Linked DNA regions of Homo sapiens: region 2 is linked to region 1. The links are chromatin loops, found by intact Hi-C in ENCODE. Cell type or tissue: PC-3. All regions are shown on one strand. Each heading gives the region's core, and the rest is flanking DNA. Links, peaks and the distances in the headings are about the cores only.

The links. A loop is a pair of places that touch in the nucleus more often than their neighbours do. Peaks named below come from ENCODE experiments on the same cell type or tissue, not always from the same donor. Only the 100,000 strongest peaks of a DNase experiment are listed, where the experiment ranks them.
Region 2: a loop joins it to region 1, with 10 times the contacts of the local background. A loop is called at or near these places in 28 of 110 quality-filtered maps.

What each region holds. Positions count from the first base shown.
Region 1 is chr6:137,010,719-137,018,718 of GRCh38, reverse strand. It overlaps IL20RA (interleukin 20 receptor subunit alpha), which reads left to right. Exons shown (of 7, transcript NM_014432.4): 2 at 1,616-1,751; 3 at 7,267-7,445. Among named protein-coding and RNA genes, the nearest start is that of NHEG1, 21 kb to the right of the region's middle. RefSeq lists an enhancer at 1,570-1,739. In PC-3, for the core only: a CTCF peak has its summit at 4,674; DNase peaks (open chromatin) are centred at 4,688 and 5,438; H3K27ac peaks cover 1,449 bases.
Region 2 is chr6:136,842,599-136,851,574 of GRCh38, reverse strand. It overlaps PEX7 (peroxisomal biogenesis factor 7), which reads right to left. Exons shown (of 10, transcript NM_000288.4): 4 at 5,883-5,960; 5 at 5,394-5,502. Among named protein-coding and RNA genes, the nearest start is that of PEX7, 24 kb to the right of the region's middle. In PC-3, for the core only: a CTCF peak has its summit at 5,346 (motif pointing left); no DNase peak of the experiment used is centred there.

The sequences.
Region 1 (8,000 bases), core at 1-8,000:
AACCTAGTAGTACCACAAAGCAGTATTAAATCATTGATAAATATTCACTCTATGTAATCTCCAGAAAATACCAACACCACTTGCTACCCAATGGTTCCAAAGAATTACAAGAAGAAATCAAAGACTGATGTTGGGCAGGCTATGTCCTTTTGAGATTCCCCTACCCCTAACACACACACACACACACACACACACACACACACACGCACACGGCAGTGGTCAATTGATTGTGCTTCTCTGTAACATTTTTTAAAAAAATAAAACAAAATTTTTTAAATGAGCAAGGTTAAAAGTAGGAGTCATGACAATTATAACACAAGCATACCTACACTCAGCCATCTTTACACTAAAGAGCTAATTTTGCTTAGAATCAGGGTGATATTACAAAGTTTAATTCTAAAGTAAATAATTTTTCTTTTCACTTGGCTTGCAAAATAACAATACATTGTATAGAACTAATCTTAACTAAGGATTACCTCACACATAATTCCTTTCTCTGACATTAGTCCCAGCTACTTTACTCAAGAATTATGATCCTTAGCCAAGATTGGACCTGCCATCAGTGACTGAACTAAATTTTATTTCCTAAGTTTGATTGGCAGTATTAATATTTTATATTTTTCAAGTTCATTGATTGACTAGAATGTGCATATTTGTGACAGGATAAGTTGTTCATAAAACCTGATTGGTTATCACTCCGTGCTTTGTGATCTTTCCAATATTTTAAATTAATATTTTGATTCCTACATATTACCACTGAATTTTTTCATTTACTTTAATCCAAGGATTATCTTTGCTTTATTTTATAAGAAAGTAGCCTCTCCTTTCCTTTTCCAAGTTTTTAGTAGTTTCTCAATTCTTTACCATTTCTCTACAAGGATTTCTGTAAATTAATCCTCTAGGATACAGTTTTTCTTAGAGTGCACCTATGTGAACATATCAGTGTTTATTTAAATAAATTGTCTTATTTCATTGGTTCCTTTTCTAATTATTGCTTTACTATATTCTTTAGTAAAGGCAGTCCCAATTCTAACCTTTGAAACTCTGGCCTCTCGGGGTCACCTACTCTAAATTTTGTTTTTATATTTAATAAAGAGATTGTTTTAGTTCTCTGCTGTGCATAACAAACTACCCCCAAAACTTAGTGGTTTAAAACAATCATTTTATTATTTCTTAAATTTCTGGGGATTAACTGGGGCTCTGCCAGATGATTCTTCTGCTGATCTCACACGAGGTCTCTCATGCAGCTTCAGCCTGTGACAGAAGGGGCTAGAATGGCCACAGTAACTTCATTGTGGCCCCTTAATTGGAAGGCTGGGCTCAGCTGGGACACCAGGACAACTGAGCCTCTCTTCGTGCAATCTCTCAACATGGTCTCTCCAGCAAGTTAGCTGTTATTTTACATAGCAACTCGGGAATTTTTTTGAAAAGCAAAAGTCCTGGCTTAGTCCCAGAGCCACCTCTGCCACATTCTCTTTTCCATTTCAGAGATGTTACATAGGGCATGCATACTGGAAGGCCGTATTGGGGGCCATCTCTGGAGACTAGCTGCTACAGGAATCATGTTTTCCTTTTCTGCTACTAAGACCTCAATTCCTTTCTGCTCCTTTTTCAGTTCCCTGTGTCTCTGGTGGTTTGCCTAAACCTGCAAACATCACCTTCTTATCCATCAACATGAAGAATGTCCTACAATGGACTCCACCAGAGGGTCTTCAAGGAGTTAAAGTTACTTACACTGTGCAGTATTTCATGTAAGTTTCTTCTTTTCCTTTTGGCTAGCTTACAAACACAAGACTCAGACTCTTGTGAATTGTGTAAAGATAAACTCTCCGTGGTATTAAATGTGTTTGAAAAAGAGAAAAGTTTTAGATATTTCAGGTTAAGTTTTCTGGATGTTTTGTAAGATTAAATTAGAAAACAGTTTCTTCATGGAGACAGAGGCATTGGGGGGCTCAGGCAAGGCAAGGTTATTTAGACAGAGAAAAGAAGTTTCTAATAATAAAACATTATTAGGTGGCTGAGCAAACAAGGCAATCCATCATCTTGAAATTTCTAAGCTGTTTGGAATTATAGGCATCCTTAGACTCCTTGAAACCGCGTGCACATTTGGTGTGATCAGCTGTTGCACTTAAAGATAGCAGTGAATAGACATTTCATCTGGCCCTCAAAACTCATTGCAAGCAGGAAAGAATGCAAGACAGATAGTCAGTGTCCATCTTCAGAGAAACAAAGGAAATGGCCACAACCCTGACCACAAACTAGGAACCATCCAAGCCAAATCTTGTGGAATCTGAAGAAAAACAGCTGCAGAAACTGAAGGCAAACCTACCTACACCTTCCCAGCTCCAACCACAGGAAATGATTTCACAAAATAAGTATCACAGTGCAAAGAGGCCCACCTAACAATCTGAGAGCATGGAAATCTAAGGATTGCCACCACCAGAAATTAAGGAAATGTCCCCATGGAGCCCCAGCTGGGTGCCACAGAATATCAGAGGTGGTGAAACTGAAATAGAAATCAGGCACACAGGACATGTCCATTGTGGAGGCCCTGTCACAGCCCAGGGAGAAGCTGGGAATGAGCCGGGGTCAGGAGGAAAGGGAGGTGGCACTGGCTGGGAGGCAGCCCAGGAAGGCTACGACATCAGCCTCCTGCAGCCCAAAACCTGAGGGCAGACAGGCTTCACAGGGAGCAAAGGGAATAATGGATTTGGTGAGAGGGTGTTTGATGGAAACAGAAGTTTAAAATTATGGAGAGCATTGGCCGGACACGGTGGCTCTCACCTGTAATCTCAGCACTTTAGGAGGCCAAGACTTCTGGATCGCATGAGCTCACAAGTTCAAAACCAACCTGTGCAACATGACAAAACCCTGTCTCTACAAAAAATACAAAAATTAGCCGGTCATGATAGTGCATGCCTGTAGTCCCATCTACTTGGGATGCTGAGGTGGGAGGATGGCTTGAGCTGGAAGGTGGAGGTTCCAGTGAGCTGAGATCATGCCACTGCTCTCCAGTCTGGACAATAAAGCCAAGTCTTTTCACAAACAAACAAACAAACAAACAAACAAAAATTATGGAGAGCAAAAGCTCATTATCTGAGCCCTATTCTTATATCCATTTGCCTGTTCAACAAACAGCTGGCCCCACTCAAAAAGTAATAGTCCCAAGGGAACTAGCATAGCGCCTATTCATAATTACTGGAAGGGGGAAAGAAGAAAACAGAATACAAGTTTCCAGAAAGCTTTGCTATGGAAGTAAGGAAGAATTAAAATAAATAACAGTCCATAATTTTGTTAGAGTGCATAAACAACAGGATCTGTAAAGGTAAAACTCAAAGAAGAGAAAACAGTGAAAGAAGAGTTTCTAAGACAACAGGGAGAACATGCTTTTTTTTAAGGAAGTGTGCAGAGCTTAGGAAAATGCTGGAATATAAAAATACTGTATCAAGATGAAAAACCTGTTAGAGCTAAGTGATAGTAATGGTTGAACAGGTAATAAAAACTGTTTGGAACTGTGTATCATAAATGTGTGGTGTGTCTAGAAAAAAATTGGTAAAAACAATAGCAAGACATATCCTGGTGAAGTTATTGGACTTTAAGATAATTAAATGATTCATGGCCATTTTAGCAAAAGCAGAACTCAAGTTGAGAGAAAGGGAGAATTTCAATCTGGCAACACTCAACAGAATATATCTTGTGAGGAAAAGACAAGTATAACCTAAGACTCTTACGAAGTTCAGTAGACTGGTGTTTGGAAGCAGGTGGGAACTCAGGAGATCACTTTTCTGAGATCTTCCTGGAGGATGAGGTGGAGCACTAACTAAAGACGACCTCCAGCTAACAGAGAGATAAAGACAAACCCAAAAGAAGAACTTAGTGATGACCAAAAGACTGGTAGCATGCATGGAATTCATCTCAGTGTAGAACTAAGACTAAATAGTGATGGAAATGTAATTATAGAAGTTTCTTAGAAATAATTTGAATTTAAACAATAATATAAGGTGGAAAAGGGGGGGGGAACTATAAGTGTACTGATTTTCATAGCCAGAAGCCATTAAATGTCATCTAAAATGACAATATTTTATTATTTTAATAATTAACCTCTCAATATTTTTCACAAACCATTTTCTTAATTTAAAAGCTCTTTTAGGAACAAATATGTCTTGTGGTGACAAACATTTGCACTTCTGTAGTTTCTTTAATCTCACTTCAATTTCTTTTTTCTATCAAAGTTCAAGGCACATTGAATTGACTACTTTTATTAAAACCATATGTATGGTATAATCTAATTTTTGTCCATCTATTCTGCTATCATATCGTCCTTCTGTTTATACAGAAGCACAATGAGATATCCAGAATCATACACACCAAATGTTCCAGGGTAATGGGTTTTAGGATGATTTGTTTCTCTTTTGATTATACTTTCTGAATTGTTTGATTGTTTGAATTAAAAAAATTTACCATATTTTCAAAAAAGAATAAAGTCAGTTTTGTCTTTGAAAAAAAAATTCAGATAACTAAAACCAGTGAAAGACTTCAGCAGCGACTCACAGTGACCTCATTTATCTAGAACCTCATTCTCATTTCCAAGGAGTTTCTCAGGAGCCAGTGTTAGAGGAAAGAAATCACTTTGCAGAGAAAAGGCTCGTGAGCATGTCCTTGCCTCCTTATCCATTAGGTGGAGCAAAGAGCTTGCTCTGTCCTTTATGTTTTATGTGATCCAGAAAGGGATTTTTAAAAAATAGACAAGAGTCATCACTGCTTCGTGTGAGCAGATCACTCAGATTGTGCAACTTTTAAAAATATGTTTTTAAAAAGAAGCTTGCGATGTTGGAGTTCTTACATGCCTGTGCATGTGAAAGAGGGACAGGAATATAAGACAATGTATTTCACTGCCAGAGGGCTCCAAGCTCAGCTCTGGAGTCAGACAGTCCCCAGTTCATAGCCAGGCTATGAACCTAGCTGGGAAGGTTACAGATTATACTTTTATACTTTTGAGTGAAGTTTGTTTCCAAGGTGAAAATTTTCCAAAAGTTTAAATTCTATCCACCAAAACAATTAATGCAAAAAAATAGAATGTAGCACTAAAAACAGAAGTTTTGGCGTCAGGGAAGAGTGGTTCAAATCCCAGGAATGCTGTTTACTAGTCATGTGAATTTGAGTGGATCCCTTAATCTCCCTGAGCCTCAGCTGTCTCATCTGTAAAATGGGATGAAAATAAGAGTACCTACCCCCTAGGGTTGTTATGATAATTAGTGAGATAAAGCTTGTAAATCAGAGACCACTGAGGGCCCCATATGGCTGTTTGCCATGCGTGAGTGTCATTACTGGAATATTTGCTGAGTGATTCTGGTCATCATTCATTTATTTTGTTGAAAATCTTGTAAAGAGCCTTTTCTCCTGCATCAGCATCTGTCATGGGAAGCTGCCTTGCCTTTGGCAGAGTGAGGAAGTTTGAGGAGGGAGGGGCCACATAGGCAATGGCAATAGTCTTCAAGCCACAATTCAGGACTCTTTGATGACTCATGAAATGAATGTTGAGGGATATTATTTTTAATGGAAAGGAATGGAATGGTGTGGAATGGACTGGAATGAAAAATAACTGAATGCAAGGCATGTGGTAAAGTTTAAATATTTTCTTGTACAATTTTTGTTTTAATATGTTAGATAGTTTTATATTTTGTGAGCTGAATCACAATATAAAATGTATTTTTCTTTTCCCTGTGGATCATGGTCAAAAAAAAAAATTGAAAGCCCTTAAGTAACAGTGATCACTTGGATGGAGAAGTTGATCAGTAAGATCTGACTATATTTCTGATGTCTTTTGGTAGGTATGGTACTTAGGAAATGGGAAACATTTACTTTCAGAAATCTGTTGCCATATTCTGAAAAGAGAAAATATCCTTAAGCTTTGGCAATACATGGACATATCCTCTTTCTCAAGACACACTCTTCCCTTGACCTTTATGATATTTTTTTCTCATCCCTCTTTAGTTGCTATTTCCAGGTCTTCTTTCTATCCAACCTTTAAATCTTGACGCTCCTGAAATTTTATCCTAGACTTTATTTTGTTTCCATGGATCATTCATTCATGCTTGTGCCATCAATGAGCAGTTTGATGACATTGACTCCAAAATCCCTACCTCCCACACACATGTCTCTCCTGAGACCCATTGCCCACTGGGCATCTGCAGTGGGATATCTCTAACATACTCAGGCTCAAGGCATCAAAAGTGAACATCTTATCTTCCCCTCCTGCTCTGCCTCCCCATCCATTTCCCAAATCTGTTCTGTCTCAGTGCTCTTTTTCGTAGTAAATATCACCACCATTCCACCCATCTGCCCCAGACAGAAAGAGACAGCATCCTTAACACCTTCATTTCCCTAATCTGTTACATGTTTTCTATCACCAAGTCCTATCTCCTAATATTTCTTGCTTTTGTCCTGTCCTTATTTATCCTACTGCCCCTGTCCTTGTCCAAGCGACCTACATCTTCCCCTGGACCACTGTAGTGTCCTCTCAGCTGTTCCCTAGGCTGCCACTTGTAACCCATCACCTTTCCCAAACTGCCTCCCCTGTCCCTTTCACTGGCTTATCACATGTTACCTGAACTCTACACTTCAGTCTCTCCCACCTGAAAAGGGCTGAAAATATTGCCACCTCCCTATTTGCTATGGGGGTTGTGTTTTTAATAAAGAAAAGGAAAATCAGTATGACCAATCTAGTCAATATTATCATCATCACTATAATTATCAAAAATGCAGATTTCTGTATGCACTCCAGCCTCGTGTATTTTCCCTAGAATCATTGATACTTAGATTTTTATATGCTATGAGAACGTCAAAGTAATTTTTCTTCCAAGAAAAAAATGACAAACTGTTCTTCAAACAATCCGTCAAACTGACCTCGTGTACATAGTAGACTAAAAACCTACACAGATAATTACTAGAAGAATTGATCACACAATATGTAAAAATTTCACTGTAGCCAAAGAATAACAGTAAAATATATGCTTCCAAAATATACTGTCCACATTATAATTCACAGAAAGAAAGGTGATTACAGAAACTCTGACTCATGTTCCTGACAGCTGATGAAAAAAATTGCCCACCGCAAAAGTGGATTCTTTTTTATCTCAATGACAGGCACTTTTGTTTTTCTGAAGAGAAGGTCGTCAGTTCCATTCAGTTTTATAAAATGACTGAGTTTTTTTATTGTAAAGTATAGAGGGCACCTCATTATTAATTCAGCTTCTTTCTTAGCAGATATGGGCAAAAGAAATGGCTGAATAAATCAGAATGCAGAAATATCAATAGAACCTACTGTGATCTTTCTGCTGAAACTTCTGACTACGAACACCAGTATTATGCCAAAGTTAAGGCCATTTGGGGAACAAAGTGTTCCAAATGGGCTGAAAGTGGACGGTTCTATCCTTTTTTAGAAAGTAAGTAATGCCATTATTGCAATGGTCAGTTAAACATGTATTCATATCAGGTTTAACAGTCTCAGCCTCACAGACAGCCTTGCCCAGAGGAAGGTACTCTGCTTGGCTGTATTCTGGACCAGTGGGTTGAGTGAGCAGGACAAAGTCCTTAACCTTGCTGGCTCTGAGTCTCACCTTGATTGACTGATTGATTGATTGACTGTAGAGACAGGGCCTCATTATGTTGCCAGGCTGGTCTCAAACTCCTGGGCTCATGCTATCTTCCCACCTCAGCTTCTCAAAGTGTTAGGGTTACAGGCATAAGCCACCGCACCCAGCCTGAGTCTCATCTTTAGAGTGAAAGGTTTAACCAAGTGGTCTCTAAGATCTCTCCCAGATCCAAAATTGATACTAGATGACAATGATATCAAATTTTGACTTTGTCTTACTACTTTGTGGAAGCTATGTAATTTGAGGAACAAAATGACTTTATTTAATGTGGGTTTATGGACTATTAATGTCTCCACAAGATTGATTAAACATTGTCCTGATTATCCACTATGCTTCTTCTTGTAT
Region 2 (8,976 bases), core at 524-8,523, 170 kb after region 1:
TGGCAATTCCTCAGGGATCTAGAACTAGAAATACCATTTGACCCAGCCATCCCATTACTGGGTATATACCCAAAGGACTATAAATCATGCTGCTATAAAGACACATGCACACGTATGTTTATTGCGGCACTATTAACAATAGCAAAGACTTGGAACCAACCCAAATGTCCAACAATGATAGACTGGATTAAGAAAATGTGGCACATATACACCATGGAATACTATGCAGCCATAAAAAATGATGAGTTCATGTCCTTTGTAGGGACATGGATGAAATTGGAAACCATCATTCTCAGTAAACTATCGCAAGAACAAAAAACCAAACACCGCATATTCTCACTCATAGGTGGGAATTGAACAATGAGATCACATGGACACAGGAAGGGGAATATCACACTCTGGGGACTGTGGTGGGGTCGGGGGAGGGGGGAGGGATAGCATTGGGAGATATACCTAATGCTAGATGACACGTTAGTGGGTGCAGCGCACCAGCATGGCACATGTATACATATGTAACTAACCTGCACAATGTGCACATGTACCCTAAAACTTAGAGTATAATAAAAAAAAAAAAAATTAAAAATAAAAAAAAAATAAAAAAAAAAGACAGCAGAAATAAATATCTTTAGACAATGCAAAAAAAAAAAAAAAAAAAAACCATCAGTTTTGATCTGAGGGCAGTAGTTTGCCAACTTGTGCTCTATTCCAAGGTTTCTTTGACTTAGTCTTTCCTAGGTGCTCTGATTTACTGCAATGGCTTTAGTTACCAATTCTAAGCCAATGATACAATTTTTATTCATGAGGCCAGAGTTCTCAGCTCCAAGCTCAACCTGCTCATTGACAAGCAGATGCGTGTCTCACAGGTTCTGAAACAGTGTTGTAAAACAAAACTCAAGACCTTCTCTTTCAAACATGTATCATATCTCAGTTATAACATTACCATCCATGAATTTGTCCTTGCCAGAAATCTAGGAATTATTCTTTAGGAGTTGGAATCATTGAAAAGTAATCTGAACCACAGCTAACTCTTGTCAAGAGGTTGATGAAGTAAAGTCCTAAACATGGAAAGGAATAATCGGTACCAGCCACTGCAAAAACATGCCAAATTGTAAAGCCCATCGAGGCTAGGAAGAAACTGCATCAACTAACGAGCAAAATAACCAGCTAACATCATAATGACAGGATCAAATTCACACATAACAATATTAACCTTAAATGTAAATGGGCTAAATGCTCCAATTAAAAGACACAGACTGGCAAATTGGATAAAGAGTCAAGACCCATCAGTGGGCTGTATTCAGGAGACCCATCTCACGTGCAGAGACACATAAAGGCTCAAAATAAAGGGATGAAGGAAGATCTACCAAGCAAATGGAAAACAAAAAAAAAAGCAGAGGTTGCAATCCTAGTCTCTGATAAAACAGACTTTTTTTTTACAACAAAGATCAGAAGAGACAAAGAAGGCCATTACATAATGGTAAAGGGATCAATGCAACAAGAAGAGCTAACTATCCTAAATATATATGCACCCAATACAGGAGCACCCAGATTCATAAAGCAAGTCCTTAGAGACCTACAAAGAGACTTAGACTCCCACACAATAATAATGGGAGACTTTAACACCCCACTGTCAACATTAGACAGATCAACGAGACAGAAAGTTAACAAGGATATCCAGGAATTAAACTCAGCTCTGCACCAAGCAGACCTAACAGACATCTACAGAACTCTCCACCCCAGATCAACTGAATATACATTCTTCTCAGCACCACATCACACTTATTCCAAAACTGACCACATACTTGGAAGCAAAGCACTCCTCAGCAAATGTAAACGAACAGAAATTATAACAAACTTTCTCCCGGACCACAGTGCAATCAAACTAGAACTCAGGATTAAGAAACTCACTCAAAACCACAGAACTACATGGACACTGAACAACCCGCTCCTGAATGACTACTGGATACATAACGAAATGAAGGCAGAAATAAAGATGTTCTTTGAAACCAATGAGAACAAAGACACAACATACCAGAATCTCTGGGACACATTTAAAGCAGTGTGTAGAGGGAAATTCATAGCACTAAATGCCCACAAGAGAAAGAAGGAAAGATCTAAAATTGACACCCTAACATCACAATTAAAAGAACTAGAGAAGCAAGAGCAAACACATTCAAAAGCTAGCAGAAGGCAACAAATAACTGAGATCAGAGCAGAACTGAAGGAGATAGAGACACAAAAAACCCTTCAAAAAAATCAATGAATCCAGGAGCTGGTTTTTTGAAAAGATCAACAAAATTGATAGACCACTAGCAAGACTAATAAAGAAGAAAAGGGAGAAGAATCAAATAGACACTATAAAAAATGATAAAGGGGATATCACCACCAATCCCACAGAAATAAAAACTACCATCAGAGAATACTATAAACACCTCTATGCAAATAAACTAGAAAATCTAGAAGAAATGGATAAATTCCTTGACACATACACCCTCCCAAGACTAAACCAGGAAGAAGCTGAACCCCTGAATACACCAATAACAGGCTCTGAAATTGAGGCAATAATTAATAGCCTACCAACCAAGAAAACTCCAGAACCAGACAGATTCACAGCCGAATTCTACCAGAGGTATAAAGAGGAGCTGGTACCATTCCTTCTGAAACTATTCCAATCAATAGAACAAGACGGAATCCTCCTTAACTCATTTTATGAGGCCAGCAGCATACTGATACCAAAGCCTGGTAGAGACACAACAAAAAAAAGAGAATTTTAGACCAATATCCCTGATGAACATCAATGCAAAAATCCTCAGTAAAATACTGGCAAACTGAATCTAGCAGCACATCAAAAAGCTTATCCACCAAGATCAAGTTGGCTTCATCCCTGGGATGCAAGGCTGGTTCAACATACACAAATCAATAAATGTAATCCATCATATAAACAGAACCAAAGACAAAAACCACATGATTATCTCAACAGATGCAGAAAAGGCCTTTGACCAAATTGAACAGCCCTTCGTGCTAAAAACTCTCAATAAACTAGGTATTGATGGGATGTATCTCAAAATAATAAGAGCTATTTATGACAAACCCACAGCCAATATGATAATATTTACTGAATGGGTAAAAACTGGAAGCATTCCCTTTGAAAACTGGCACAAGATAGGGATGCCCTCTCTCACCACTCCTATTCAACATAGTGTTGGAAGTTCTGGCCAGGGCAATTAGGCAGGAGAAAGAAATAAAGGGTATTCAATTAGGAAAAGAGGAAGTCAAATTGTCCCTGTTTGCAGATGACATGATTGTGTATTTAGAAAACCCCACCGTCTCAGCCCAAAATCTCAAGCTGATAAGCAGCTTCAGCAAAGTCTCAGGATACAAAATCAATGTGCAAGAATCACAAGCATTCCTATACACCAATAACAGACAAAAAGAGAGCCAAATCATGAGTGAACTCCCATTCACAATTGCTACAAAGGGAATAAAATACCTAGGAATCCAACTTACAAGGGATGTGAAGGACCTCTTCAAGGAGAACTACAAACCACTCCTCAACGAAATAAAAGAGGACACAAACAAATGGAAAAACATTCTATGCTTATTGATAGGAAGAATCAATATCGTGAAAATGGCCATACTGCCCAAGGTAATTTATAGATTCAATGCCATCCCCATCAAGCTGCCAATGACTTTCTTCACAGAATTGGAAAAAACTATTTTAAAGTTCCTATGGAACCAAAAAAGAGCCCACATTGCCAAGACAATCCTAGGCCAAAAGAACAAAGCTGGAGGCATCAAGCTACCTGACTTCAAACTATACTACAAGGCTACAGTAATCAAAACAGCATGGTACTGGTACCAAAACAGAGATCTAGACCAATGGAACAGAACAGAGCCCTCAGAAATAATGCCGCATATCTACAACTATCTGATCTTTGACAAACCTGAGAAAAACAAGCAATGGGGAAAGGATTCCCTATTTAATAAATGGTGCTGGGAAAACTGGCTAGCCATATGTAGAAAGCTGAAACTGGATCCCTTCCTTACACCTTATACAAAAATTAATTCAAGATGGATTAAAGACTTACATGTTAGACCTAAAACCATAAAAACCCTAGAAGAAAACCTAGGCAATACCATTCAGGACATAGGCATGGGCAAGGATTTCATGTCTAAAACACCAAAAGCAATGGCAACAAAAGCCAAAATTGACAAATGGGATCTAATTAAACTAAAGAGCTTCTGCACAGCAAAAGAAACTACCATCAGAGTGAACAGGCAACCTACGAAATGGGAGAAAATTTCTGCAATCTACTCATCTGACAAAAGGCTAATATCCAGAATCTACAAAAAACTTAAAAACAAATTTACAAGAAAAAATCAAACAACCCCATCAAAAAGTGGGCAAAGGATATGAACAGACACTTCTCAAAAGAAGACATTTATGCAGCCAACAGACACATGAAAAAATGCTCATCATCACTGGCCTTCAGAGAAATGCAAATCAAAACCACAATGAGATACCATCTCACGCCAGTTAGAATGGCGATCATCAAAAAGTCAGGAAACAACAGGTGCTGGAGAGGATGTGGAGAAATAGGAACACTTTTATACTGTTGGTGGGACTGTAAACTAGTTCAACCATTGTGGAAGACAGTGTGGCGATTCCTCAAGGATCTAGAACTAGAAATACCATTTGACCCAGCCATTCCATTTACTGGATATATACCCAAAGATTATAAATCATGCTGCTATAAAGACATGCATATGTATGTTTACTGCGGCGCTATGCACAATAACAAAGACTTGGAACCAACCCAAATGTCCAACAATGATAGACTGGATCAAGAAAATGTGGCACATATACACCATGGAATACTATGCAGCCATAAAAAAGGATGAGTTCATGTCCTTTGTAGGGACATGGACAAAGCTGGAAACCATCATTCTGAGCAAACTATTCCAAGGACAGAAAACCAAACACCGCATGTTCTCACTCATAGGTGGGAAGTGAACAATGAGAACACTTGGACACAGGATGGGGAACATCACACACCGGGGCCTGTCATGGGGTGGGGGAAGGGGGGAGAGATAGCATTAGGAGATATATCCAATGTAAATGATGAGTTAATGGGTGCAGCACACCAACATGGCACACATGCACACACATGTAACAAACCCGCACGTTGTGCACATGTACCCTAGAACTTAAAGTATAATAATAAAAATAAAAAAATAAAAATAAAAAAAGAAGTAAAGTCTTAAGAACACAAAAGAATAGTAATATTCTCCTGTTTTCTCTCTGAAGCTAAGGTACACAGCGCCACCTAATGGTAAAAACAAGGCCACCATTCACTACAAGTAAGGCTTTTGGTAAATACAGAATAATTTACCTGAGGCTGAAGCAAAACAACCAGGGATGTGGGGAGACCAGATTGTGCTATAAATAATACTTTCATGGCCTCTAAAGGTGCACAGAGACTTTCCAACAGTTGGATCCCACTACAAATAAATGAATAGATCAATTACTTGAGGGATAAATTCAAATTTATGCTTTTACATATACTACATACACCAATAAACTATATACATTTATATATATGCATACAATATATATACAGATCTCAAGGATTTTTAAAGATCTGTTTTGATATAAAGCAAGACTGTATTTAAGGGCCAAACTAATGCTGAGCTAACTATTAGTTCACAGCCAAAAGATTAGAAAATTTTAAGTTCTAATAAGTGTTTTAATTTTTTTTTTAAAAGAAAGCTCAGCTGTCGAATCATAGAGCTACAGAAGTATGTTGGAAAAAGAGAAGAAAATTTAGTGGAAGCTCTAGAGAAGGGAATATTCGTTTTTGAATACAATAATGCTAACATACCAATTTGACAGTTTGATCCCATGAGCCAGACACCACAAGCTGTTCACCTCTGGTTTGGCTCCAATCAACACTATACACCTAAAAACATTGAAAAGTGTTTAGAAAGCAAAAGACCATCAAGTTCAACATTGCATTTTATCTCTTGTTACATAACAATGAGAGGCAGAACAACTAATTTACTATGTCAAAACATCAAATAATTCCTATCCATCTCAACAAGGTGTCTGAGAAATGAAAAGTTGATCTTGTCCATTCCTCCAGACTTATTCCTTACAGATAAGACTCCATTCTGCTTTCACAGAATTCTACAGTATACTTCCAAACCTTCTTCACTAAAACAAATTATACATATTTTAAAACCTACCAACAAATCACTGTTTGCAGCCCCACGAAGAAATGTCAAAGCAGATTAGAAAGTTAGTCATCTAAAAAAGCTTGCTGGGTCAATGTTTATTGGAAAGCATTAAAATTCAATTAATATCCCTATCTGGCCTTTCTTAGAAAAAGCTTGCAGGAACCAGGTGATCCTTCCAGATCTCTTGGTAAACAGTTTTAGTTATCCAATGCTGCTATTCTAAAGTATATGCTTCACTGCTCTCAGTGAACCATTTCAAATGAACTACTTGAAAACTTTTGGAAATGTTTTCATTCTTTCATTTTATACAACAGATTATACACAGATCACTGCTGTAAACTAAGTTCAACAAAATATGTGCATAATTATACTTTATGAAATTAGTCCTGACAAGGACCTGAGTATATGCCATTGGTATATCACATTGGTGATCAGCCAGCAGGTTACTTTGAATCTTACTACTCTCTCCCACATATACGTAGGAAGTATGAGTATCTGGGCTTAAGCCGCTTACATGTGGGTTACTTTCTCTCTGCTGCCCAGTACTATATTGAGCCATGTTGGAGGCTGAGGAAAAAAAACATCAGTAATACTGATCCCGTCACTTATAGGTGGAATCTAAAAAAGTCAAACTTAGAGAAACATACAGTAGAGTAGTGTTTGCCAGGGGCTGGGGGTGGGGGAAATGGGGATATGTTGGTCAAAGGATACAAACTTTTAGTTATAAGATGAATAATTTCTAGAGATTCAATGTACACCATGGTAACTATTATAAATAATAATGTATTACTGAATACTTGAAATTTGCTGAGAGTAGATCTGAAATGTTCTTATCTCACACACAAGAAAATGGTAACCATTCAAGTGATGGATATGTTAATTAGCTTGACTGTAGGAATCATTACTCAAGATATATTTAGATCAAAACCCTAAGCTGTACAACTTAGATTTTTCTTTTTTTTTTTCCAAAACAGGGTCTTGCGCAGTCGCCCAGGCTGGAGTGCAGTGGGCACAATCTCAGCTCACTGCAGCGATGACCTCCTGGGCTCAAGCGGTCCTCCCACACCTCAGCCTCCTAAGTAGCTGGAGTCACGCTTGCGTGCCACCACACCCAGCTAATTTTTTTCTTATTTTCTGTAGAGACAGTGTCTCACCATGTTCCCCAGGCTGGTCTCAAACTCCTAGGCTCAAGCAGTCCTACCGCCTCAGCCTCCCAAAGTGCTAGGTTTACAGGCATGAGCCACCGTGCCCAGCCTACAAATTTTTATTTGCCAATCATAATAAACCTGGAAAAAAGTTTAATAAAATTAATATTAAGCTTCAAAAAAAGTAAAATATCGATATTTTGTTCATAATGGGTTTTTTGCATTAATTTTTATTTTTAAAAACATTAACAAATTATCTTGATTATCAAGTTTTTTGGGGCCCCCTTAAATTGTGTACCTAGAGTGAGTGCCTCACACATTCTACCCTAGTCCTGGCCCTGCCTCTGCCCATATTCACGCAAAAGACAGAAGAGTAGTTGGAACACTAAAGGAAGCACAATCCAGCAACAGACAGCAGCTATAAAAGGAATAGAAGGGCCAGTGAAAACCAAAGAGCTGCTGTGGCCATCTGTTAGTTATGGATAGAAAAAAGGCTGGTTTGGAAGCAATCACTGAAGATCTTGAGAGCTAAAGAGTTTGATTTTATCCTCTAAATTTCGCCTACAAAGGACCATATAGTAAATGGTAAGTTTCTTCAAAAAAGGTACATTTCTTCTATAAAGGGCCATATGGTAAATACTTTAGATTTTACAGGCTATTTGGTCACTGTCACAACTACTAAACCCAGCTCTTATAGCACACACCAAGCAGCCATAGTCAATACCGAATGAATGCGCATGGCTTGATTCCAAAAAAACTTTATTTGTAAATCTAACTGCAGGCCAGATTTGGTCCTGGTCCACATGACGTAGTTTGCCAACCCCTGCTCTAGGCTGATGTAAACAGTCAAAAATAAAAATAGCAAACCTTTATTGAACACTCTGAGTGTCAGATCCTGTTCATAAGCACTTTATGTATTTTATTTCATTTAATCTTCATTTATATGAAGTAGATACTATATCAAGGCCCAGAGAGGTTAAGTAACTTGTCCAGAGTCCCAAAGCTAGTAAGGTGCAGATATGAAATCTGAACGTGGGCAGCCTAATTGCAGAGTCCACTTTTAATCGCAATGTGAGGCTATCTGTACAGCATGCTACTTGAGGGCACTGTTGAATCAGAACTTCTTGGCTACCTTAAGCCATGATATCAAGGAACTAAAGCTCTACCCCTGCTGGTTTCACCCTTTACTGGAGCTACATTTGGGCCTAGATTGATTCCACTGTGTTTTCATGAATTACCTATACACAGATCTTAAAGCCCCTCTCCACTTGTGAATTTCCATTTATCCATCAAGACGTGCCCCATTACATCCCTTACGAAATAAGCCTCCCCTGATAAGTCCTTCAATGAGTCATATGCTGCCTTCAACAGCAGCTCACACCTACTTCTAACTCAGCATTTACCATATTTTATTTACTAAAAAGAATGTTACATAACTCACATACCTGCTAGATTTTGGAGACTCCTAATGAGCAAAACATCTTGTACATCTATGTTCATCACAGTAAAATAGGCACTCAAACATTGGTTAAAATAATTTAACCAATTAAATTTTTCTTTACAACCTGAATCACTGCTAGGTAGGTACAGAGAA